3 separate regions of the Homo sapiens genome follow, and regions 1 and 3 are each linked to region 2. A link is a loop called in an ENCODE intact Hi-C map of the cell type or tissue named here. Cell type or tissue: IMR-90. All regions are shown on one strand.

Region 1 (8,000 bases), 140 kb before region 2:
TTCCTGCTGTTCATTGACCACTGTATGCCACATGGTCACACCCAACTTCAGCGACCTTGGGCCAAAGTCACCCAACTCTGTTCCCTGAAAGAAAAGGATCAGAATATTTGGAAAATCCCTAATGACAACCCAAGTGTTAAAAAAAGGAATGTTCAATTTTGTGGAGTTGTTAAGTCTTACATTAGGAAGATCCTATCCCACACAAATTAGAGAAAAATAACTTCGAATCTAAGGTGAGTCTGCATCAGAGTCATCATAGGAGCCTTTTTGGAGGAGGTGAGATTTGCAAGGTGGGCTGCTAGGTTATGGGAACAGAGGAAGACTTTTCAAAAGTGGACTGGGTGGCCATCAATGACAGACTGGATTAAGAAAATGTGGCACATATACACCATGGAATACTATGCAGCTATAAAAAAGGATGAGTTCATGTCCTTTGTAGGGACACGGATGAAGCTGGAAACCATCATTCTGAGCAAACTATCGCAAGGACAGAAAACCAAACACCGCATGTTCTCACTCATAGGGGGGAATTGAACAATGAGAACACCTGGACACAGGGTGGGGAACATCACACACCGGGGCCTGTGGTGGGGTTGGGGGAGTGGGGGAGGGATAGCATTAGGAGATATACCTAACATAAATGACGAGTTAATGGGTGCAGCACACCAACACGGCACATGTATACATATGTAACAAACCTGCAGGTTGTGCACATGTATCCTAGAACTTAAAAGTAAAATAAAAAAGTCTACTGGGTGGAAGATGGATATCATTCAGGGTGCTTTAAAGAATACCAGAGAACAGGTGGCTTATAAGCAACAGAATTTCACTTATAGTTCTGGAAACTGAGAAGCCCAAGATCAAGGTGCCTGCAGAGGTCCAAGATCAAGGTGTCTGGTGGGGACCCACTTCCTGGCTCATCCATGGCCGTCTTCTCTCTGTGTCCTCACATGGCAAGAAGGAGGAAGGGAGCTCTTTCGGATCTCTCTTATAATGGCACTGATTCTATTAATGAGGTCTCCACCCTCATGATCTAATTGCCTCCCAAAGGCCCCACCTCCTAATACCATCCAACGGCGGTTAAGTTTCAACATACGAATTTGGGTGGGGAGGGGGCCGCAAACATTTGGTCTGTTGTAATGTGGAAAGCTAGAGAATGAAGTATCTTGAACACCTACTGTATACTGACAGGAGCTGGACACTGTATGCAAGATTTCTATGGAGAAGCCATTTGCCCTAAGTTACACACTTTGGGGTTCCTTTCTGTTCTACCAGGCAGCCTCTGAGCGGGAGAACAGGCTGAGCCAAGGCACACTGGCTGGAAAGCTAGAGGCTTGTTTAATAGAGACAGGATTCTGGCCTGGCTATTGGGATCCTAAGAAGGAAAAGGGCAAGTGGGCATTATGGAGGACCCTGAAGTTCACTTATTTCCACCAACTTCACTGGTTAACTCCTGTGTAATGGGATTTTGCTGTGCCCATGAGGCATAGGAAGATGAATAAAATACATGCCTGCCACCAGGCTTATAGGTCAAAAAAAAAAGGACATTTTCTCTCCTGAGGCTGTAGGCCTTAGGAAGGCTTATGGGATCAAAGGACAGTGTGGCTGCAGGACATTGGCATGGAGAATGGAATCAAGAGAGCAGCTATGCAGGATGCGTCAACCCTGGGCTCTCTCAAAGGCACAGTTCCTTTGTCCCAGGGGCATCTCTTGGGTAGTCACAGGTATTGGCTGCCTTCCTTTAGACCAGAGGACCTGGGCTGCGCAGCAGGAGGGAGTGGCAGATGAGCAAGCATTACCGCCTGAGCTCCGCTTCTTGTCAGATCAGCAGTTGCATTTGATTCTCACAGGAGCTCAAGCCTATTGTAAACTGCACAGGGAGGGATCTAGGTGCATTCTCCTTACAAGAATCTAATGCCTGATGATCTGAGGTGGAACAGTTTCATCCCAAAACCATCCTCCTGCCACCCAGTCCCTGGAAAAATTGTCTTCCATGAAACCAGTCCCTGATGCCAAAAAGATTGGGAACCGCTGCTTTAGAAGGCTGCCTCTCTGCGGTGAGTCCAGAACCCAAACAACATGCTTCAGTGCTTGTAATGTTACATGGAAAGCCCAGAGAATGTTTCAAGATCCCAACTACAGACTTTGGTTTATTTTGGGTTTTGTTTTTTGTTTTATTTTGCTTTGCTTTGTTTCATTTTGTTTTGTTTTTGAGACAGACTCTTACTCTGTCACTTAGGCTGGAGTGCAGTGGTGCGATCTCAGCTCACTGCAGCCTCCGTCTCCCAGGTTCAAGTGATCCTCCCACCTCAGCCTCCCAAGTAGCTGGGACCACAGGCATGCACCACCACCCCTGTCTAATTTTTTTTTTTATTTTTAGTAAAGACGAAGTCTCACTATGTTGCCCAAGTTGGTCTCAAACTCCTGAGCTCAAGGGCTCCTCCTGCTGGGGCCTCCCAAAGTGCTGAGATTACAGGTGTGAGCCACTGTGCCAGACCCCAAATACAGACTATAGAATAAGTTTGGTGTCAATGCCATGATTTAAAGTGAGTATCCTCAGCAGGAACTCAATGGAAGTTGACGTTGACTGAGCCAGTACCATCAGAGATGAAGAATTATGACAGGAGAAAGGTTCCAATTGTTATAACTAGATAAATGAATCACCTAATTTCTCAAGGGTAAATTTTTGGAGAATTGTAGGAAAATGGATCTGGTGACAGTATCTGGTTGCCATATTTTATTTTCACTATTGAACATAAGTTGTCTAGGTACGGTGGCCACATCTGTGATCCCAGCACTTTGGTAGGCTGAGGTGGGTGGATCGCTTGAGCCCAGGAGTTCAAGACCAGGCTAGGCAATATGGAGAAACCCCATTTCTAAAAAAAAAAAAAAAAAAAAAACAAAAAAATTAGCCAGGTGTGGTGTGGTGCACACCTGTATCCCAGCTACCCAGGAGGTGGTGGGAGGATCAATTGAGCCCAGGAGGTCAAGGCTGCAGTGAGCTGTGGTCCAGTCCCTGCACTTCAGCCTGGGAGACAGAGTAAGACCCCGTCTCCAAAAAAAAAAAAAAAGAACTTAACTGAATTCATCTTATTCTCCATTATTTGTTTCCTGTTTCTTTCCCTCTCTGCTAGAATTATTGTGCCAGCGATAACAAGATTGTCATATCTGCTGCTATGCCCCAAGGCCTGGAAGAGTGCCCAGCTCATTGAAGGCACTCAGTCAATAAGTGTCAGTAGGCTAGATGAACAGTTCTTCCATGCCTAGATCTAACCTGACCTTCAAGGCAAGTTTTCCCTAATCCTGAAACTGGACCTTATCTTTTCTGGGCCTTGTTGATGGCACATGTTTTTGTCTAGATTCTGTAGCAGTAGAGCCTGAAGTAGAGATCCTTGAGCAGGGATCTTACAGAAGGAGTGCATGGGGAGACACTGAAGGGCAGTGAGGAAGCGGGGATGGGTGGAGGAAGGAGCCAGACCTCAGCAGAATCAGCCTCATGCTGATCCAGCAGGAGCCACTGATGTCAACCACAGAGGTGGTCCCAACCAGAGGCAAGGCGGCTGGGCGGTTACCCCTACATCCCTCAGTCACTGGCTACCGGCCACCCTGGATGAGAAAGGTGAAGGGGGTAGTCTTACCCCTCAGAAATCTGCCAGCAATTGTCTGCAGAAGAGGGCAGGGTAAGCTCTTAGCAACCCAACCTGCAGCCGCTGGACTGGGGAAGGCGCCTAGTCCTGGCACTAGCAGCTTTGGGGAGGATGCATTTCCCTGTTTGCCTTCTTTTTAGAGTCTTTATTAACATTCTTAAAAATAATAAAGCTTCTTGAGATCAAGATTCTTATCTCTTTAACTTTCATGTCCTCAAAAGCATCGGATGATGGACTTAGTAAATATCTCAATGAAAATCCAAAGATGGATAGATCAGTTATGTTAGTGTTTACAATCTAGTGTGAAAATTCTTAGACACATGTTCACTTTCTAAATGACACCAAAGCCATGCTTCTTATATTTATGTGGTCTCAATAAATAAGTTTTCTGTATGATCAGAAAAAAAAAAGTAAATGTGTGCTTTATCAAAAAAATATAAAGGGTTAAACCACTGCAAAATCCTCTGTAGGACACATTCTTTCTACAGGCAATGTAAGACTAAAGTTTTTCCTCCAAATGTAAATTATAGTAAATATTTTAACTTGTTCTTGCCCTTCATTATCTCACTTATGAGTCATTGTGTGGAAACAAGCCTGGTTGGCAGAAAAATCGGAACTGGAAAGAGCTCCTGCTATTTCCAAAGGGGAGCTCTTGGCTGCTCGTGTTACCAACCAAATGACCAGAAGAGGGCAGTGCACACCCAGACGCTGAATTTTGCCCTAAGAAGCCAAGATGGGGAACTTGTTGAGGGGCAGCTTGGCTGGGGGAGGAGTGGCTCTGAGTTCCAGACATATTCTGTTGTCTGCTGCCTCACCCGCCACTCAGGCTAAGTGACTGTGGTTGGGTCACGGCCCGCTGTAAGTGTTCCTCTGCTTGGGATCTGCCTTTCTGTGCTTCCAGGTTTGCTACTGTAAACCAAAAGGTGCCTGCAACAGGTCTCAATTTAGAAGTTTATTTTGTCAAGGTTAAGGATTCATGCCCGAGAGACAGGTCTGTGCCTTTCTCCAAAGATGATTTTGAGGACTTCAATACTTAGAGGGGAAAGGGTAGCTACTGGGGGAAGAGGAAGACATTTTTAAAAGGTGTGAGTTCATAAGAGGCAAACAGTCGCATTCTTTTGAGTTTGATCAGCTTTTCTCTATGCCAGAAGGGGTAGAGGAACAGTCACTTATGAATTCATCTAGCTCAGTGGATCTGCACTTTTACCTAAGATAAAATAAACATAGGGCAGAGGAAGCAATCAGATATGCATTTGTCTCAGGGGAGCCGAGGGATGGCTTTGAGTCCTGTTCTTTGTCCCGTACCTATGAAGAGAAGCTATCAGTGTACTTTGTCGGGGTGAAATTCAACAGAACTGTTTCAGGGTTGAGACACTGGGTCCCAGAAGGAATTTCCCAGTGGGCAAATTGTGAGCGAGGGAGGGAGGGAGGATTTTTTTTTTTAATCTTTGTAGCTATCTCATTTAGCAATAAAATGAGAGACAGGTTTGCCCCCAGTTCCCAACTTCACTTTTCTCTTTGGCCTACTGATTTGATCCTGAGATTTCTTTTCCTTTCACACTGCCCCATGGGCTGGGCCCAATCTCAGGCCTGGTGTTGCTGAGAAGCTCAGTGCAGCCTGGGTCTCCCATAGGCCACAGGGCAGGCAAACCTCTCCTCAGAGCTGAGTGTGTGGTTCCAATCAGGGATGGGGCTCTAGCCAGTCATTGGGGGGCCAGTCAAAGCTGAAGATGGGGACATTCTGAGGACCAGGGCTGGGTCTGATATTTTGATTGCTTGAGTGGGCGACAGAGAGCAGTGTTTCCTTAAATTTCCCCCCAAAGATATAAATCATGCCCTTCGCAACCTAATCCTTTCCTCTGTATCCCTTTCACTCTGGTGGGAGGACTCCTTTCCAGCAAAATTCTTTCTTGGGAGCAAATAAGGACTGCAAACTGCCAGGTCCCTTTCCCAGGGAGGGGCCTTTCCATTGCCACTACATCATTTCCAGGGCCTAAGTGTGAGGCCTGGAACCTGCCTACTCCTTTCCCAGGAAGTGAGGATGAGGATGAGGATTGGGCTTTCATGGGAGAACTCTCCATGGCTTCTACCAACCCTGGGGCCAGTCCCAGTGGATTCTAGGGGCAACAGAAGACTCCCAACTAAGCTATCCAGCTCTGAGCCAGCTGCCAGCTCTTCCCCACCCAGTCATTTCCGCTGCCTGGTTCTCAGCCAGCTCTGGAGCCATGGGGCAGGCTGGGATGAGGTCTGGGCTTTGGTGAGAGTAGCCCCTTGGTTCCTGAAGGTGTGAAGCCTGCCCCTAACTGCAAAGATAAATGAGGACTGCAAAAGGACCAACCAGCTCCCCGACTCACCACTTCAGATGACTTCTAGGTCTAGAAGCCCTGGGGAGCCAGAATGAATCCCGGATCCTCCTGGGGAAAGCTACTCTGTTTTTTATAACATTGTCCTGTGGGCCAGACCCAAACTCAGGCCTGGTGTTGCCAAGAGGCTCAGTGCAGCCTGGGTCTCACACAGGCTACAGGGCATGCAGACCTCTCCTCCAAGCTGAGTGTCAGGTTCCAAACAGGGATGGGGCTGTAGACAGTCCTGGGGGTGCCCAGTCAAAGCCAAGGATGGAGGCCCTCAAGCCTTCCCCTCTCAAGCCTGGGGCAAGAGATGACCCAGCCACCTTCCTCTCAGCCAGTTGCTGGTTTCTATTCCACTCTTCATAGACCATTAGCAGCATTTGATCCAGATGACTGTCCTCTCCTAGAAACCCTTTCTTGGCTTCCCTGTCACTACACTCCCCTGGCTTTCCTCCTACATCCACACTCTGGATTTCTGTTGTCAACTGGCATCGTTCAAATATATTCTGGTAAAGAATTTTCCAGAACTAAAGACTTGAATTAACAGACTGGCAAAAGTATAACATGTGCCAAACAGGGTAAGAATGAAACTGTACATCAATAATAAAGACCAAGCTTAAAGGCAACCAAAGAATGAAAAAAAGTGTCAGGCTATTTTTATCTTCAAAAACAATAAATGTCAGTAGCAATCACAGTATAAAAGTGTTGAAAGAAAATAACTGCCCAACTAAAATACACAGCCACTTTCTGAACTCAATCTTATAAAGACTGAGTGCTCTCCCCTACACAGAACTACTTCAAAAGATTAACTTCAACAAGAAGGAAAGATTGGAAATCAAATATTTTAAGCAAAGAAGTATATTGATAGAGCTCAATAAGCTCAAACTACAAACAATTGTAGGAACTATATTTAGGATTTTAAATAAGGTATGTCTAAAAGAGTAGACAACAATAACAGATTCTGCAAATGTAAATCTTGGAGAAAGTTACACATGCTTAAGTATGTATCTTGTTTTGGAGAAGGAAAGAAGGATGATCAACTTTCAAGTTTTATGGAAAAACATAAAATTAGGTATTTTGTTAAAATTGTAAATGTAAACAACACAATTAGAATAGAATGTATATTTGCCATATCAGTAAAAGAAAGGGAAGGGAAATAAGATAATGCAATGGAAGGCAAAAAAAAAAAAAAAGAGAGAGCAGATGAGCAGGTAGGGGGTGAAACAAAGGCATGGCGTATAGACTGTAAGGTCATGAAATAAGCTCAAAATGTCCTCAGTCGCAGTGAATAACCATAGACTAATTATGCCCATCTAAACACAGGCTATCAGTTGGGATTAAAATAAATTTTTCATCAATATGTTACATAGAGAAGATATATCTAAAATATAAAAAAGACAGCCCCTTCCACTCTATGAGGACACGGTGAGAAGGCACCATCTATGAACCAGACAGCAAGTCCTCTTCAGACACCAGATCTGCCAGTTCCCTGATCCTGGACTTCCCAGCCTCCAGAAGTATTTAAACAGTCAAGTAAAATCAAGCTGGATAATCATGGCAGAAAGTGAGCTTGATCCCTATGAATATGTTCTCATGAATATGCGATGAGAAGGCTGACCAGTCTGTTGTGGCAGCCCCAACTCTGCTGCACAGAGACAGATGCTTGCAAGAATGACCAGGACCCTGTGATGATAATGGCATCAGCGCTACTATGATCTTGATGGCCTGGCTGGTGACTGCAGTGGTCTTGTTCCTACTGAGACCTCCTGATTGAAGAGGATCCGACGTACCTGAAAAGCCAACCAGTCCTCATAATGAACAAGATCCACCTGCTCCTCTTGTGGCTAATTTTGTGACATGGGAAGTGAAGGTGGTTAACACCTTGCAGGACCAAATGAACAACAATGACCAGAGTACTCTTAATTCTATGAGAACTGTTTTTCCTTTTGCATTTGCAATATGGGATGGGATGGTTTCCATGAGCTTCTAGAAATTTCACTCGCAA
Region 2 (8,000 bases):
TTCCCCACAGCTAAAATCTGGGGCCTCAAAAAGAGAAAGATGCAGAGAGACAGAGAGTGTGCAAGAGCAAGCCAGAAGAGAAAAATCCACACGAGAGAGTCACACAGATGAGGCAGAACAGAGTGTCAGAAAAAAAAAATAATAATATCTGCAGTTTCCTGTTGGTTTCCAAAGCCTGGATCTGCCCCAAAGGCAGCCCTGTTCCTAACAGTTCTAGGGCCAGGGCCTCTGGCAGCCCCAAAGCTGGGAGGGCAAAGCCATAGCAGGATGGCTGGACTGGTTGCCCAGGCTCCGGAGGGCAGGGGACCAGTGCCTGGGGGTTTCGGTTCCTGCTCCGCACCCTGAGTCCTCTCCACCCCGCCCTGTCTGGACTCTCCCTCTGGTCTGCCCCTCCTCACTCCCTGCATCCCACCTCTGCCCCAGCCTCCTGTTTGCAACCCCCAGGCTCCTGCAGCCCCTTCCCCACCTTCATGGCTGGAGGCTCTGGCTCGAAAGTCATCCTTGCCCTTCAACCCCAGCCTTTGTCTTGAGTGACAGCAGTGCCCAGGCTGATGGTCTGTCACCCACTGACCTCACAGTCCCTGCCCTTCCTTCTCTCAGGGACCTTCTTGACCCCCAGCAGACACCCCCTCCCACACCAACATGGAGCCCATGCTACTGCTGGAAGTCACACCAGCTGTGCTGCAAAGCATCCTGTTCTGACCACACCCTTCTGTCCTCCTAGAACTCTTCCTCTGCACCCCCACCCAGCCCTAGCACCGAATACTCCACTCCCTTCCAGCAGACCCTCCAGCAGGGACCCTGTGGCATTGCACAAATGCTCTCTGACAAACACCTACAAGTCCCTGGTGCCTCAGCCTTTGGGGCAAAACCCAACCCTGAATAAGCCCAAGTCACTTTTGTCTGTACCAGATATTCCACCCAGAAAAAGTGGTCTCACTCCAAGTTTCCGCTCTTGGGGGAGCTGGCCCGCCAGCATGGCCTGGCAACTGTATATTCTTCCCTACTGGCTTGTCCTCCCACCTCTGCCGCAGCTGCTTCCGTCTTCTGCACTCTCAAGACCCACCCGCTCTCCACTCCCACCCCCTGTTGGCGCCCACCCCCAGCAGGCCAGGAACCTCACCTTCATGACGAATGCAGGAGCCAGCAGTTGGCCTCCCTCTCCTGCCCACCCCCAGGCCACACACCCACCTGCCAGCCTCTGGGGCAGAGTCCCCTTTCTCAGCCAAGGCCCCCCACACTGGGTTCAGGACCTGCCTTCTCACTCCTTCTCAACCACCCCGCTCCATGACGTGCCCCCCACTTTTCAGTGACTCCCATATCCACTTCTTAGCATTTTTACAGGCTGTCCTCTTACAACAAAACCAAATGACTCCTCCCGCTCCCTTCTGGCTCCCCCCGCCCTCCCAGAGGAGCCTCGGTAAAGGGTTGTTCTCCTGGGCTGCCCCAGCCGCTCCCTCTCAGCACCCCTGAGCCCAGCCTCCGAGTCCATCCTCCGCCAAATCCGCTCTCGCTGTGAGCTGCGCCTCCAAATCCTCTCACAAAGGCGGCTCAGCAGCACTCGGCCGGCTCAGCAGCCCCTCGCTGGGACAATCTTGGTTGGGGCCCCAGGATCCCACATTCATCCGGTTCTCCTCCCACCTCTCTGAGCACTCCTTCCCCTGCTCCGCCTCCTTTGGGGGCTCCTGCTCCCCCGTGGGATTGTGAATGTGTGGATCCCTCCAGGCTCAGCCCTCAGTCCCCTTCTCATCCTGCTCCTCACTCTCACTGCGGGGTGGCCCCACCTATGCCCTTGGCATCAAACGCCACCAATATACTGGCCACTCATGAACTCCACTTCTGAGCTGGGCCTCGCTCCTCACTCCAGCCCGCTCCTTGGCACCCTGCTGGCTGTCTCAGTGCACCCCAAACCCAATGTGCCCAAACTGAGCTCCTGCTCTTCCCCCAAAAGCTTGCTCCTCTCTGTCTCTCCTCATTCCAGTAGGCTTGTGGGACGCCTCCGTCCGTCTTCTTGCTCTCACACAGTTTCACCCCTGAGTTAGACAGCTTTGGACTTGGTCCTTATCTTTTCCATCACTATCACCCTAGTACGTGTCTCCATTTCCAGCCTCCCTGCTTCCAGCGGAGGTCTCTGCCTGAAATTCAGTCTTCGTATACCAGCCAGAGCGATCATTTAAAACACCTAAGCCTCGTCACATCACACACTTCAGTACCTTTTGGGATGAAACCTTAGCATAGCTTTCCTGACCCTGCGTGATCTGGGTGCCGCCCGCTCTACGCTCCCCTTTTCTCCCTAAGATCCAACCACAGTAGCTAACTTGCATCTCTTCCCACGCCGAGCTCCTTCCCACCTCGGGGCCTTCACACGTGCTGTTTCCTCTACCTGGTTGTTTTTTTTTTTTAATCCACTTCTTTTCCTGGCCAACTCATTCTCATGGTTCCAATCTCAGCTTAGCTGTCACTTCCTCCAGGAAGCCTTTTTATTTTTTACACTTCCGGTCTAGGTTTGGTCATCTAGATATTTGTTCTCCCAACACTTTGCTGTTCTTTCTGCATCCGTCACCGTTACTATGTGATTGCTTGAATGGTGTGCTTGCCTCTTGGTGCCACACATCTGTCATGCTTGTGGCCAGCCAGCATATTCTGAACACCCTTCTTGTGCCTGAGAACCTTGCCACAGTAGGAGGGCCCTCTCCAAGCTAGAGGTCTGAGCTTGCTGTACCAGCCTTCCTTGCAGCTAGTGGGCAGGGTCACTGGACTGTGCCATCAGGGGTAACTCTGTGGGACTTAGATCCAGAAGACAGCAATAAGAGGGAGCTGGTGCCAGGTGGAATCAAATTTTTGGCCAGCGTGGCAGGGAAGGAGTTTGGCTTTTCAGGAGAGCCATGTGGTGGTTCTGGCATTCTGTCCCTGGTGTTGGTGGTGTGAGCAGCTGTGTCCATGACCAAAAGTGGTGAAATGAGGAATTTGCCACAGTAGCCCCCTGGTGTGGGATGGGCACTGCCTCTGGGCCTGAGCTCAGGCCCTCCTAGAGACAGGGGAGCTACCTGATGTCCTTAAACTTGTCATGTTTTTGCTTAACTCAGCCAGAGTGGGTCCTGTTGTCTGCAACAGAGAGCCCTAAATAATGCCTTCTGTATCAGTCAGGATTCTCCAGAGAATAAAACCAACATTTTATATACACACCCCTCACACATACACACACACACACACACACACACACACACACACAGTGTAGAAAGAGCTTTATTGTATGGTATTGACTCATGCAATTATGGAGGCTGAGAAGTCAATCTGCCCTCTGCAAGCCAGAGACCCCAGAGGGCGGGTGGTATATTCGAAGGCCTAAGAACCAGGATCCTGGAGGGCAGAAGATAGATGTTCCAGCTCAACATCCAGGCAGAGAAAGCTCAAGTTCAACCTTCCTCTGCCTTTTTTTTTTTTTTTTTTCTATTCAGAACTTCAAGGGTTGGCTGGTGCCTGCTCACTGGGGAGGGCCATGGCTTTACTCAGTCTGCCAATTCAAATGCTAAGCCCTTCCAGAAACACCGCCACAGACACACCCACAAACAATGACTAATCGGATACCCAGGCATCCTGTGGCCAAGTCATATTGACATGTAAAATTGGCCATTGCCAACCAGACCCTAAGCCCCTTGTGTAGGGGAACATTTGGGGGTTGCTTGTAGCTGTATTTTCAGACTCTAGCAAGGTGCGTGTTCCCCAGATACTCAGTGAACACTCACCACATGGATAAATGTGTGCCCAGCAGACCCAGAGCCCTAGCAGGAATGTCATGAAAGTCCCTGGGGAGAACGAAGCCTGGGCCCGATACCACCCTCCTACCGGAACTTTCCTCCACGTATTGCTCTCTAAACTGAGATCAACCCCATTCCGCTTCCTGCCCAGCAAACGGTAGAAAGGGACCACTGCGCAGCCTGGCCTGGTGGGGCTCTAGGGTCTACACTCCCTGCCTGAGTCCCCTCATCCAGGAAGCCTTCCCTGACTGCTCCTGCCCACACTCACACCCAGTCCTCGGAGCTCCCACATCCCAGAGAGTCTGAGCCCGGCACACCAGTTCTCACCTCTAGGTTCAGGCTCATCCTTGCAGATCTTCCCAACATTCCTGGGGGCTCTCTGGGGACAGAGAATGGGCCCTTCATTTTCCTCTCTCCTCCTCTTTCTCACAGAGGAGCCCGAACATAACAGGAGGGAAGTCCGAGTTTCTTCCTTCTCTTTAGGAAACTCTCCTCTCAGGACCCGCGGGGAGGCTGGCTGGAAGGAGGACACCGGGGTAGTTGGGGGTGAGTCCTGCAGAAAGCCTGGGACCCAGGGAAGCCCCTGTGCTCCGGATCTTGCACGGGCTCTCGTGGTCCCTGATTCTCCTGTCTCTTCAGCTCTCACTCTTCTTAATCCGCTTCTTATTCATCAACACTGGGGTCTGGGGCAGGGGGCGGGGGGCGTGGGGATGTCTTGCTCCTCCACACTCCCGCCATGACCCTCCCTCCCAACCTAGGCTGCCCAGACCAGCAGCCCCTTCTCCACCAGCCCCTTCGGCTCGCTGAGCTCCAGTCAGGCCGCAGGGGTCCTGCGTCCATCTCCAGCGTCAGCTCAGGCAGGCAGCACCGTCGGCCCAGCCAGGGCTCTTGGCTGCAGTTAGACTGCCACCTGGTGGCCAGGATGATCATTGCGCTTCTCAGCCTAGCTCGTTGCTTCCCATCCAGTGTCCCTGGTGAGACGTCCTCAGACATCATCTCCTGAGCAACTCCCCCCACCCCCCCGCTCAGTTGTGGAAGCTGGAGTCCTGAGAGAGGAAGAGCTTGCCAGTCAAAGGATCTGCCCAGGAATCTGCATCGTAGGCCCAGTCTGCGAATCCCTGTCATGGGAGAGACAAGAGAAGTGATAGGAATTTGAGGCTCCAGTTGAAACTAAAAGGGAGCAAGTGGTGAACCTGCAGCCATTGTGAAACCTGTAGGCGAGGGATGGACAGTTCACAGAGTGAGCTGCTTCTGCCACTGCCAATATCATACACTCACTGCTGACACTAATGGCTAACTAACCACCAACTAACATTAACTAACGCTAACCACTCACTGCTAACCAGCCACTAACACTAATCACTAATGAACCACCAACACTAACTAGCCACTAACTACTCACTGCTAACTAACCAGTAACACTAACCACTAAATAACATTAACTAACACTAACAGCTAGCTGCTAAACTAACTGGTAACTAATCACCAACACTAACCACTAACATTAACTAATGCTAACCACTAACTAGCCACTAACTCTACCAACTGCTAACCACTAAAATTAGTCACAACTAGTATTAAAGAGCACTAACCAAGCTAACTAACACTAACTACTATCACCACTATGCTAACACCATTACTAACAGTGCTAACACCAGTTAAAACTCAGAGAAACATATAATGATGCCAGCCAGGCACACTGGCTCACGCCTGTAATTCCAGCACTTGGGAGACCAAGGCAGGAGGATTGCTTGAGCCCCAGAAGTTTGAGACCAGACTGGGCAATATGTACTGAGACCCTGTCTCTACAAAAACATTTTAAAATTAGCCAGTATGGTGGTGCATGCCTGTAGTTTCAGCTACTTGGGAAGGCTGAAGCGGGAGGATCACTTGAGCCCAGAAGGTTGAGGCAGCAGTGAACTGTGATCACTTTACTACACTCCAGCCTGGTCTACAGGTGAGACCCTGTCTCAAAAAATAATAACAATGCAGAAAAACTGTAACACTTATATTGTTTGTGCAAGAATTCTCTAGACCAATTTTCTGGGAGGCAATTTGCCAACAGGTACTAAAAGACTTATCATGTGCATTGCATTGGTTCAAACATTCTTCCACATTAGGATAATTTATTCTGAAGGTCTAGGAGTTTAAGTTTTTGTCTTTTTGAGGTATACATGAAAAAAATGTATGCAAGGAAGTTTATCATCACAATTTTTTTTTTTTTTTTGAGACGGAGTCTCGCTCTGTCGCCCAGGCTGGAGTGCAGTGGTGTGATCTCAGCTCACTGCAAGCTCTGCCTCCCAGGTTCACACCATTCTCCTGCCTCAGCCTCCCGAGTAGCTGGGACTACAGGTGCCCGCCACCATGCCTAGCTAATATTTTTGTAATAAATATTTATTTTTAAAATCGACAGAAACTTTCACGAATAAAATATGTTAAATAACTATTGGCTAAATAAATAATATTATATAGACTTTTCAAATTATGTAGCGGAAAAATTGTCTGCAAATGTTCTCCAGCAAACACTCATTTACTCATTTTTAATAACTGCTTTATTGAGATAGAATTCACGTACCACAACATTCACCATTTTAAAGTGTACAATTCAGTGGTTTTCGTGTATTCTCAGAGTTTGCAACCATCATCACGATCTAATTTTAGAACTTTTCATTACCTCAAACAGAAATAATGGAGCTAATATCCCATCGTATGGATATTCCACATTTTGTTAATTCATTCATAAGTTGATGGATGTTTAGGTTGTTTCTACTTCTTGGCTACTATGAATAATGATGTTATGAATATTCATGTACAAGTTTTGTGTAGACATACATCTTCAATTCCCTTGCCTATATACCTAGGAGTGGATTTTCTGAATAATTCAGTGTTTGACTTTGTGAGCAACTGTGCAACTTTTTACCAAAGCACCTGACAATTCTCTGGTCCCACCAGCAATGCATGAGGGTTCCAATTTCTACACATTCTTGCCAATACTTGTTATTGGCTATTTTGTTTTCCTTTTAGCCATCCTCATGGACATGAAACAATATTGCATTGTGGTTTTGATTTACATTTTCCTAATGACTAATGATATCGAACATCTTTTCAAGTGATTATTGGCCATCTATATATAATGTATATTGTTTTAATGCATACAAATCATATGAAATTTTACAAATATAATCTCAAGCTACTTCCAAAACACAGAAAAAAAATCTTTCTGGAAACATACAAAAGTATCTATGGTGAATGTCTTGGTAATAAGATGATGATTGATTTTTTAAAAAATCCTTCTGTATCTCCTAAATGCCTGCAATGAATATGAATTACTTTTATGATTTGAGACTGAATATGATGGGTTTTCAGACTGGGCCCGCACTTTGACATTTGTCTGACCAGGAAGGTGCCAGGCAGCCGGGCGTCATGGGCAACAATGTGGCCTTGGGCTTCATGTAGCTGTGTCTCCATTCCCTGGAACTCTCACGACTGTAAGGAAGGAGGATGTCCATCTGCTGCGTCCACCAGATACACACTTGTGAGCCAGCACAGGTAAAGGATGCCTACTCCTTCTGTTCCCAGTGCATGAGAAAAGATACCTGGTCCAGGCAGGCCATGGAGGACAAGCTAGATCCTCCGTGCAGAGGAGAGGGCCACCATGCAGGGGATCACAGAGAAGAGAGGCACCCAGGCAAGGACCAGGACAAGGCAAATGGCACCTGGCGATCAGCCCGAGTAGGCCTATTCTCTGTACTGGAATCTCCCTCCACCACTGTCAGTCAATAAATAGGTCCCCACGGACAGAGCCTGGGTCTCCTTCTCCTCCCCGCTGCCAAGAAGGAGGTTGGAAGAGGGACAGACTATGTAGATGTGTTACATTAAGGGAGTCCTCAGTTGGGTGGGGGACAGCAGGCAGTATGCTGGGACCCAGGAGGGCACACAATGGGGACGACGTAAGAGAAAGACCTGGAGTTGAGGCATCTCCACTCCAGAGGAAAATAGGGAAAGAGACTCAAGCAATTTCCAGAAGAAGAAACCCAAAAGGCAAGCGGGTACAGCAAGAGATGTTTACACCCATTAGATATCAGGGAGATGCAAATTAGGACAACAGTGCCATGGCACTTTACACCCATTTGGCTGGTGAACATTACAAAGCTGGGTAATGCCAAGTGTTGGTGGGGCTGTGGGACTTAGGGACCTCAAGAGCTGCTAGTGGGAGTGCAGAACTGAAGCATGCAATCTGGC
Region 3 (8,000 bases), 240 kb after region 2:
ACACACAAACACACACAAATTTTCTACACAAAACTGACAGAGTTCATGGATATCCAAAGGCAAACCACATAGCTTAGTTTACAAATCCCTGCCCTCGGGTATCAGAATGGGGTGAGCCAGTAGAGACTATCACCAAGTCCTTCAGTGCACACAAGGGGAGACTGAGGCTCAGGTAAGAGAGCAGGGAGAGAGGAGGCCAGCCCAGGTAAGGTCAAACAGCCAGTCAGTAGTAATAGCAAGAACTACAGCTCAGATGATTTAGGGCCGCCATGCACAGTTGGGCAGGGTGTGCACTGCAAACTGTAGGAGTTGCCAGAGCGAGGTGGGGCACTGTGGGTGGTGGGATGGTGGGAAAGGGCCTCTCCGAGGAGCACTCCAAGTGGTGTCCCAGCGAAGGAAGGGAGAAAAGGCATAAAGACCCGAGGAAAGGGAGTGTCAGGCAGCATGAGCAGCAAGGGCAAAGGCCCAGTGGTGGCGGGGAGCCGCCCGTGTGTCGAGGACAGTGAAAAGGGTGCTGTGCGAGGGGTGGAGTGAGGAGGAGAGTTAGGTGTCAGGGAGGCGGAGACCACATCCTGTGGGGCCTTGAGGGCCACGGTAAGGAGGGAGGATGGTGCCGTGGATCTCCCAGGCACTGGAGAAGAGAATGGCATGATAGCCTCTACATTTCTTAAAGAACTGTTCATCATGCTAGGCCTTGGGAGGCGAGGGCAGCATTGGGCAGAGCAGCAGCAGGTGCTGGCATCCTCCAGGGAAGAGCCAACAGCAGGAGGCCTGCAGGGGCTGGAGGTGGCTGGAGTTTGGAATCACTCTGCAGGCGGAGCCAACAGGATTTGCTGATGGTTTGGATGTAAGAGAGAGAGAAGAGTCAAGGGCAACTCCAAGGTTTTTGGCCACAGCCACAAGAAGGATGGAGTTGCCAGTATTAGGAGGGAAATGACAAGGAAGGAGCAGGTATGGCAGCAGATGTTGACTTCTCAGCCTGGGCAATGTGTTGGAGTCACCTGCCTGACACTGAAGTGGAGATACCCACGGAGGAGCCCCTGGTTGTGCATGTCTGGGCCTCCCAGAGACTCCAGGGCTGGAGCCTGACCTGGGAGTCATCCGTGGACGGCTGAGGCCATCAAGTGGCTAAGTGTGGATGGGGAGGAGATGCTGTGTTCTAAGGCTAGGGAGTGGAGGAGGGTGTTCAGGGAGACAGAAAAAGGGAGAACCACGAGGGTGAAGTGCCTCAAGAAGCCAAGTAAAGAGTGTGTTTCAAGAAGCAGGGAGTTCCGGCATGGCTGAACCTAAAGATGTTACGCTAAGTGAAATGAACCAAACAGGGAAGGACAAATACTGTAGGCTCCCCATACATGAAACGTCTAGAATAGGCAAATCCAGAAACAGAAAGTAGATTGGAGGTTACCAGGGGCTGCCAGGAGGGAGAATGGGGAATGGGGAGTTACTGTTTAATGAGTACAGGGTTTACATATGGAATGATGCAAAAATGTTGGAAAGACAGTTGGTGACGGGCGCACAACTGTGTGAGCGCAATTAATGTCACGGAACCATACACTTTGATCAAAATGGCCAATTTTGTAATATAGTTTACTACTTAATGAAATTAATAATGTAATATACCAAAAACTATTCAATTGTTTAAAAGAAAGAGGCGCAGGAGGAGGGGAAGGGGAGTTATCGAATCCACTGTCACCTACAGCTGTGTAGACGTGAGCAAGTCTATGCCTCAGTTTCTTCATCTGTATAATGAGGAAAATAATAATCTCGCTCAAAGAGTTGCTGAACAGGATAAGTCACAGGCTTTGCCCAGAGGGTGGTGGTGAGGGCTGAGGGGCTGCTATCACAATCATTATGTCATCTCTGTGACCCTCCTCCATAGAAGCAGGTGGCATGAGAAGGAGAACCAGCTTTGCTGGACAGTCACGTGGTTGCTGAAGTGCGATATGACCAAGCTGCATCCACTGGGGTCAATCCAGGTGTCCCCTGAAGAGTGCCTGTCCTGATGTGGACATGTACTGGGCAGCCCTGCAGAGGCTGGCCAGCCTGCTGAAAGCAGATGGGAACCTGGTCACCATGGCTGCCCTGCACTCCCACTATATGGTAGGCTCCAAGAAGTTCTTTGGGCTCCACCCAGAGAAGGAGACGGTGGAGAAGGCCATGCAGGAGGCTGGCTGCCAGGTGCAGAGGTGTGCCCCATCAGCTGCTCTGAGACATGCTCCATCAACGACGGCATCTGCTTTGTGGCTGCCTGCAAGGGCCCCAGTGTCTGAGGCCAGCCTGGCAGAAGAGGGCCTGACCGAGAGGGGAAGTCATGACCAGAGCATCTACAGTCTTGCCCCACAGCTCCCCCTAAAAGCAGGTCAGGTCTCAGCCCTACCTCTTCATTCCTGTTACCTGGTCCCAAGGTCACAAGTGAAAAGCAAGGGTTCCCCCAGCACCCCGCCTAGGGGTCTGTCCCTTACACTACCCCATACCAAAGATCATGAACAAAAAGTGACTTAGCTGGATACTATCTTTGTTTGGATTCCCATAGAAGCAGACTCTAAGACAAGGATTTCAGTGCTGATAGTTGATTTGGAGGGAGATCCCAGGAAACATCAATTAGGACGTGGGAAGGAAAGCAGAGCAGGCAGCCAAACAGGGTGTCATCAAACCCTTACCGCTGTGGGCAATTGGAACGCCGTTGTGCTGGGGGCTCTGGGGCCAGCGTAGAGCACATGGCTCGGAGTTATCCCACCCCGGGAGCTGCAACACTTGCCCACCGACTCCTGTCATCATGACAGAGGGCTGCTCCTGAGGGGCGTTAATTCCCCAGCATGTCCAACTCACCTGTATTTGGACAGTGCAGCCCAAGAGAGAAGCCTCGAGTGAAGACTCACAGGTGCTGGCTGTGGGAAGTTCAGCCAGCATGCTGAGGGAATGGGAAGAGGCAGCAAGAGCATCTGCAACAGACATGAAATGTCCTGTTGGCTGGGGTGTGGGACAGGTCCTGGGGAGGCTGGTTTTTCCACCAGAGGAACAGGATCTCAGGTTCTTAAAGTGGAAAGGCACCTGTGAGAGCTAGAAGACCTCTAGGCCAAGCTCCTGTTCCTGCAGGTGGGGAAGCCGAGGTCTGGGAGGGGAGGGGACTGGCCCCACCCAGAGTGCTAAGTGGTCAGTGGCAGGGGCAGCATTGGAGCCTGGGCTCTGTCCAGGTTACGACGGATCTGGTGGTGATGGAGCCTCAGGAAATGGTCGGCTGAGGCTGACCAGCAGGGCAGAGCCGGGACTCAGGCTGTCCATCCATATGGTCGAGAACCTGGGGCCTCTGACCTCTGGGAAGGCCTGGGGCCACGTCCCTAGAAGGACCTTCACAAGGTCGTACATCTCTTCTTACTCAAACAGCCAGCTCAGTTCCAGCCAGCTCTTAGCACTGGGTTTCCTCATTTTCCCTGGGATGTAGGAAGGGCATCAGCATTTCTCCAACCAGGCCAGGCCTACATGAAGCCCCCAACTACTTTCCAAAATGTGGCATGACCCCTCACAGGTCTTTCAACTCCCAGTGTCCCCAACCCCAGTCCGTTCTCCCCAGAGAAACCTTCCAAAGCCGGTGCAGGCCAGGCTGTATCCTGCTTTACACCATGCCCCGCGGGGATAAGGGCCCAGCCCAGCAACAGTGCATGAGGCCCTGCACACCCTGGCTGCTGCCTCAGGGCCGGTACACACCAAGAGGGCTCCCGGAACCAGTCCAGCAACCTCCTACCTGCAAGTCCTTGCAACACAGAACTCCTCCCCTCCTCTCTAGCCCATGCCCCACCTCTGAACAGACTCCAGCAAGTGGTACAGGAAAGAGCTGTGATGGGGAGAAGGGTTGAGCCAGCACCCCAGGCACATTTGCCATCCTGCTGCTGAAGCTCAGTGCTTTTCAAACTGCCTCCATCATGTTTTTGGGGTCCCTGAGCCTTATATCAGAGGACAATGACGAGTCTTCGTCCATCCACCATAAGCAACAGACTTTCATCCCTGGGTCCTGGATCTGCTGGAGACGGGGGCAATGCCAGGTGGCAATGGCTTCCATGGCCACCAGAGGGCAGTGCAGGGCAGGAAGCAGCAGGCGGAGGCTGGAAAGGAGATTCTGTGTGGATCCTCCTTGGGAGAGAAAGGTCCATTTCCTGCCACCTTTTGATTCATGGAGGTTCTGCCAGGCCTAACCAGGCAGAGGAACCATGAGCCGGCCCACCGGGAGGAACCTGGAACCCTTTCGACAGGCAGGGCCGCTAAGAAGCTTGGACCCACCTGGCTCGTGGTCCTGGACACTGTATTTCAGCTGGGGACCAGGAGGCAAGGTTTTCCAAACTAATGTGCCTGTGCATCACCTGGAGATCTTGCTAAACTTTGAATTCTGATCCGGTACATCTGAGCCAGTAGGGCTGAGATTCTGTATTCCCAACAAGCTCCCAAGTGACGCTGACATTGCTGGTCCAGGGACCACGCTTTGAGTAGCAAGGAATAATAGAAAGGAATGCATCTTAAAATCTGAATTTTCCCTGAAATAATGAGGTTCCTGGGCACATCCTAGAGTTGGCACCTAATTTCTCCAGCTTTTCTCTCCAGGTGAGAGAGGGAGGAAGACCTACCTGGGCACTCTACCCAGAAAATATCCCCACTCCTTCTCTTACCCTGGCGTGGTGGGCTTTCTTCCCTTTGGTCTTTGAAGGTCTTCCCTGCCAGCTAGAACTTCCCAGGGCAAGGACTAAGGATGCCCTCTCAGATTCTTCACCTTGGCAGTTCCCTGTCTTGGCCTGGCAGGCAGTAGGGGCCTGGTGGGGGGGCTTGCAGCTGCTTGTGTGAAGAACCAGCTGGCTCTTTACGGCTGAGTTTTCTAGGACTGCCCAGAACCCTCCCACATTGCCTGCCCTCCTCCAGGCTCCCACCAGGCACATGGGAATGGGGATGGGGGTAGTTAGAGGGGTTGCAGGTTTCCAACTTGAGGCCCAAAGATGCAAAGTTACTTCTACAATGTCATTCACCTTCAATATCGCCAGCTGTAGTCAGTCAAAGGTTGGGTGGTGCCAGGGCAGGGGTTTTCACCCTGGATATGCATTAGACTTACCTAGGCAGCTGTAAAAGTCCTGAATCCTTGGCCTTACCCCAGACCAATTAGATCAGAAATTCTTGGAGATGCCACCCAGGCATCAGCACCTTGTAAAGCTCCCCTGGTGATTCAAATGTATGGAAGATTGAGAACTGCTGGCCTGGGCTGGTGCTTCTCAAACTGTACTGAGCTCACGAATTACTTGGGAGTCTGTCAAAATGCAGATTCTGAATCTGCAGATCTGAGGGGGGCAAATAATTTGCATTTCTGAAATGTCCCTAGGGATGCTGATGTTGCTGATCCAAGACCCATTCTGGGTACCAAGGGAACAGAGCACAAAGTACTTCCTTTCCACCTACCCCCAGCCCAGGCTTCACACTGTTAGTAAAGCAGGACTGTATGATAAGGTGTCTGAGTGTAGACCGATGATCCCTGATGTCCTAGATCCTTCAGGGCCTAGGCTCCTGAATGATTCGAAAAGGTCTTCTGAACCATGACGGAGCCATCTGTGCTGCCTCTATTGATATGTCATTGGGAGCATCCAAGAATCACTCACTCCTTCTAGAAGTTCATCTATAGAGCAGCTCTGTATTTCAGACCTACTTGCTGTCCTCTCCCCACCACTACAGTATCCAGCTGCCTCTACTGGCCTAGCCCGAGGACCCTCAAACTGAGCAGGTCCAAAGGCACACTGCCCATCTCCTGGTCCCCCAGCCTTGCTTCTCCTCCCCTCTCCCCAGCCCAGCAAGGACACTCCTGTGCAACCCTTATCCATGCCAGACACATGACTGCCACCCTAGCCTCTTCCTCTGTCACCGTTGGTCTGCACCACCAGCTTCCCCAGGCCTTGACATTACCTCCTAAACAGCTCTCAAATCCACCTAGTGGCCCTCATCGCCCCGCCACTGCCCTGATTCTGGTTCTATTATCTCGCCTCAGCACCTACCCCACCTCCAGGTTCTTGCTGTGTAAAGGGTGGTCCAAGGAGCAGCAGCAGCAGCATCACCAGGGAACTTATTAGAAATGCAGCATCTCGGGTCCCAGCCCAGACCTGCTGAATCTGATCTGCATTTTAACAAGCTCTCCAGGTGATTCATACATACATTAAAGTCTGAGAAGCACTGATCTAGAAATAGAGAGATGATGACAGGAAACAAGAAGGGAAAGAGAAAGCAGAAGAGAAGGGAGGTCCTTTTTAGCAGCCTCCATTCCTGGCTCCCTCCTCATATTCCACATCTCAGCTCAAAAGGTACCTATCCCTACTCTTACCACATAGAGTAGATGTTTCCCCCTCTCTTTCTCCATTCACTATCACATCACCCATTTATTTCCTTCATCTCACATGTTATTCTATTTTCTGTCTCTCAGTGACATAGAAATTCTGAGGCAGGAAACTGCTCTCCCTTGTTTGTGGTTGTGTCTAGTGCCTAGCACATGGTACATGTTGAATAAATAAATTGAATATGTGAAACTTATTATAGACTTCTGCTGCTGCAAACTTCACCTTTTGAACTAAGCAGTTTCTGAAGCCATCTAGTCCAATAGCTTTGTTTTATTCTTTATATCGCAAATGGGCCATGATGTAACAACTTGATGCTTTAAGCAGAACATCAAGACTTCAAAAAGCAAGCATGTACCAGAATGGGATCGATTGCAAAAACGACCACAGATTCTTCCCTTTCCAGTGGGCACAAGTCTTTGCAATATGACTTTGCCTCTTCTTCCATTAGGAGGTAGAGCTATTTCTCTCCACCATCTCCCTGTTCCTAATCTGGACTTGACCACATGACTTGTTTTGGCCATTAGCAAAAGTGATGCAAGCAGAGGTTTGAAAAGTGCTTACACACTGGAGCTTGTCCCCTCTCTTCCTTCTTGGTATTTACCCAAAGAAGTTGAAAACTCATGTCCACACAAAAATTCATGCACAAATGTCTATAGCATCTGTATTTATGAATTGATACAACCTGGAAGCAACCAGGATATCTGGGACTGCCCAGATAAATGCATAACTATAGTGCATCCAGACAATGGGTTATTTTTCAGGACTTAAAAAAACGATGAGCTATCAAGCCATGAAAAGACACAGAGGAAACAAACTTTCTTAATTGAAAGAAGTTGATCTGAAAAGGCTGCTTACTCTATGATTCCAACTATATGACATTCTGGAAAAGGTAGAACTATGGAGACAGTAAAAGATTAGTAGTTACCAGGGGTTTGGGGGAAGGAGGAATGATCAGGTGGAGCACAGAGGATTTTTATTTTTAGGTTAGTGAAACTATCCTATATGACACCACAATGGTGGATATGTGACATTATACATTTGTCCAAACCCATAGAATGAACAACACCAAGAGTGGACCCTAGTGTAGACAATGGAGTTTGGGTCATAATGATGTGTCAACATAGGTTAATTGATTATAACAAATGTACCACTCTGGTGGGGGATGTGAATAGTTGGGGGTGGGGACAGGGAACATATGAGGAATCTCTGAACTTTCCACTCAGTGTTGCTGTGAACCTAAAACTGCTCTAAAAAACAAAGTCTATTAAAAAATAAGCGCTTTCACAGTGGGACTTGTTCCCTTCCTTGCGGCTCTTAGGAACCCTGTGGCCCTCAGCGTATTAGTCCATTCTCACGCTGCTAATAAAGACATACCTGAGAATGGGTAATTTATAAAGAAAAGAAGTTTAATTGACTCACAGTTCAGTATGGCTAGGGAGGCCTCAGGAAACTTACAATCATGGCAGGAGGGGAAGTAAACACGTCCTTCTTCACATGATGGCAGCAAGGCGAAGTGCTGAGCAAAAGGGGGAAAAGCCCCTTATAAAACCATCAGATCTTGTGAGAACTCAGTATCACAAGAACAGCATGAGGGTAGCTGCTCCCATGATTCAAATACCTCCCACCAGTCCCTCCCACGACCTG

The links. Peaks named below come from ENCODE experiments on the same cell type or tissue, not always from the same donor. Only the 100,000 strongest peaks of a DNase experiment are listed, where the experiment ranks them.
Region 1: it touches region 2 in a loop (19-fold over the local background); 105 of 110 quality-filtered maps call a loop at or near these places.
Region 3: it touches region 2 in a loop (8-fold over the local background); 37 of 110 quality-filtered maps call a loop at or near these places.

The regions. Positions count from the first base shown.
Region 1 is chr7:31,119,120-31,127,119 of GRCh38, reverse strand. It overlaps the pseudogene LOC124901821. Among named protein-coding and RNA genes, the nearest start is that of ADCYAP1R1, 71 kb to the right of the region's middle. In IMR-90, a CTCF peak has its summit at 4,321 (motif pointing right); a DNase peak (open chromatin) is centred at 4,279.
Region 2 is chr7:30,980,445-30,988,444 of GRCh38, reverse strand. LOC105375222 (a long non-coding RNA gene) reads right to left here and starts at 4,621. Exons shown (of 3, transcript XR_927160.2): 1 at 4,086-4,621. RefSeq lists an enhancer at 3,452-3,977 and a silencer at 4,587-4,746. In IMR-90, a CTCF peak has its summit at 4,673 (motif pointing left); a DNase peak (open chromatin) is centred at 4,644; H3K27me3 peaks cover 2,868 bases.
Region 3 is chr7:30,736,697-30,744,696 of GRCh38, reverse strand. It overlaps LOC105375220 (a long non-coding RNA gene), which reads right to left. Exons shown (of 3, transcript XR_001745154.2): 2 at 2,830-2,942. Among named protein-coding and RNA genes, the nearest start is that of INMT, 11 kb to the left of the region's middle. In IMR-90, CTCF peaks have their summits at 1,119 and 4,064 (motif pointing right); no DNase peak of the experiment used is centred here; H3K27me3 peaks cover 610 bases.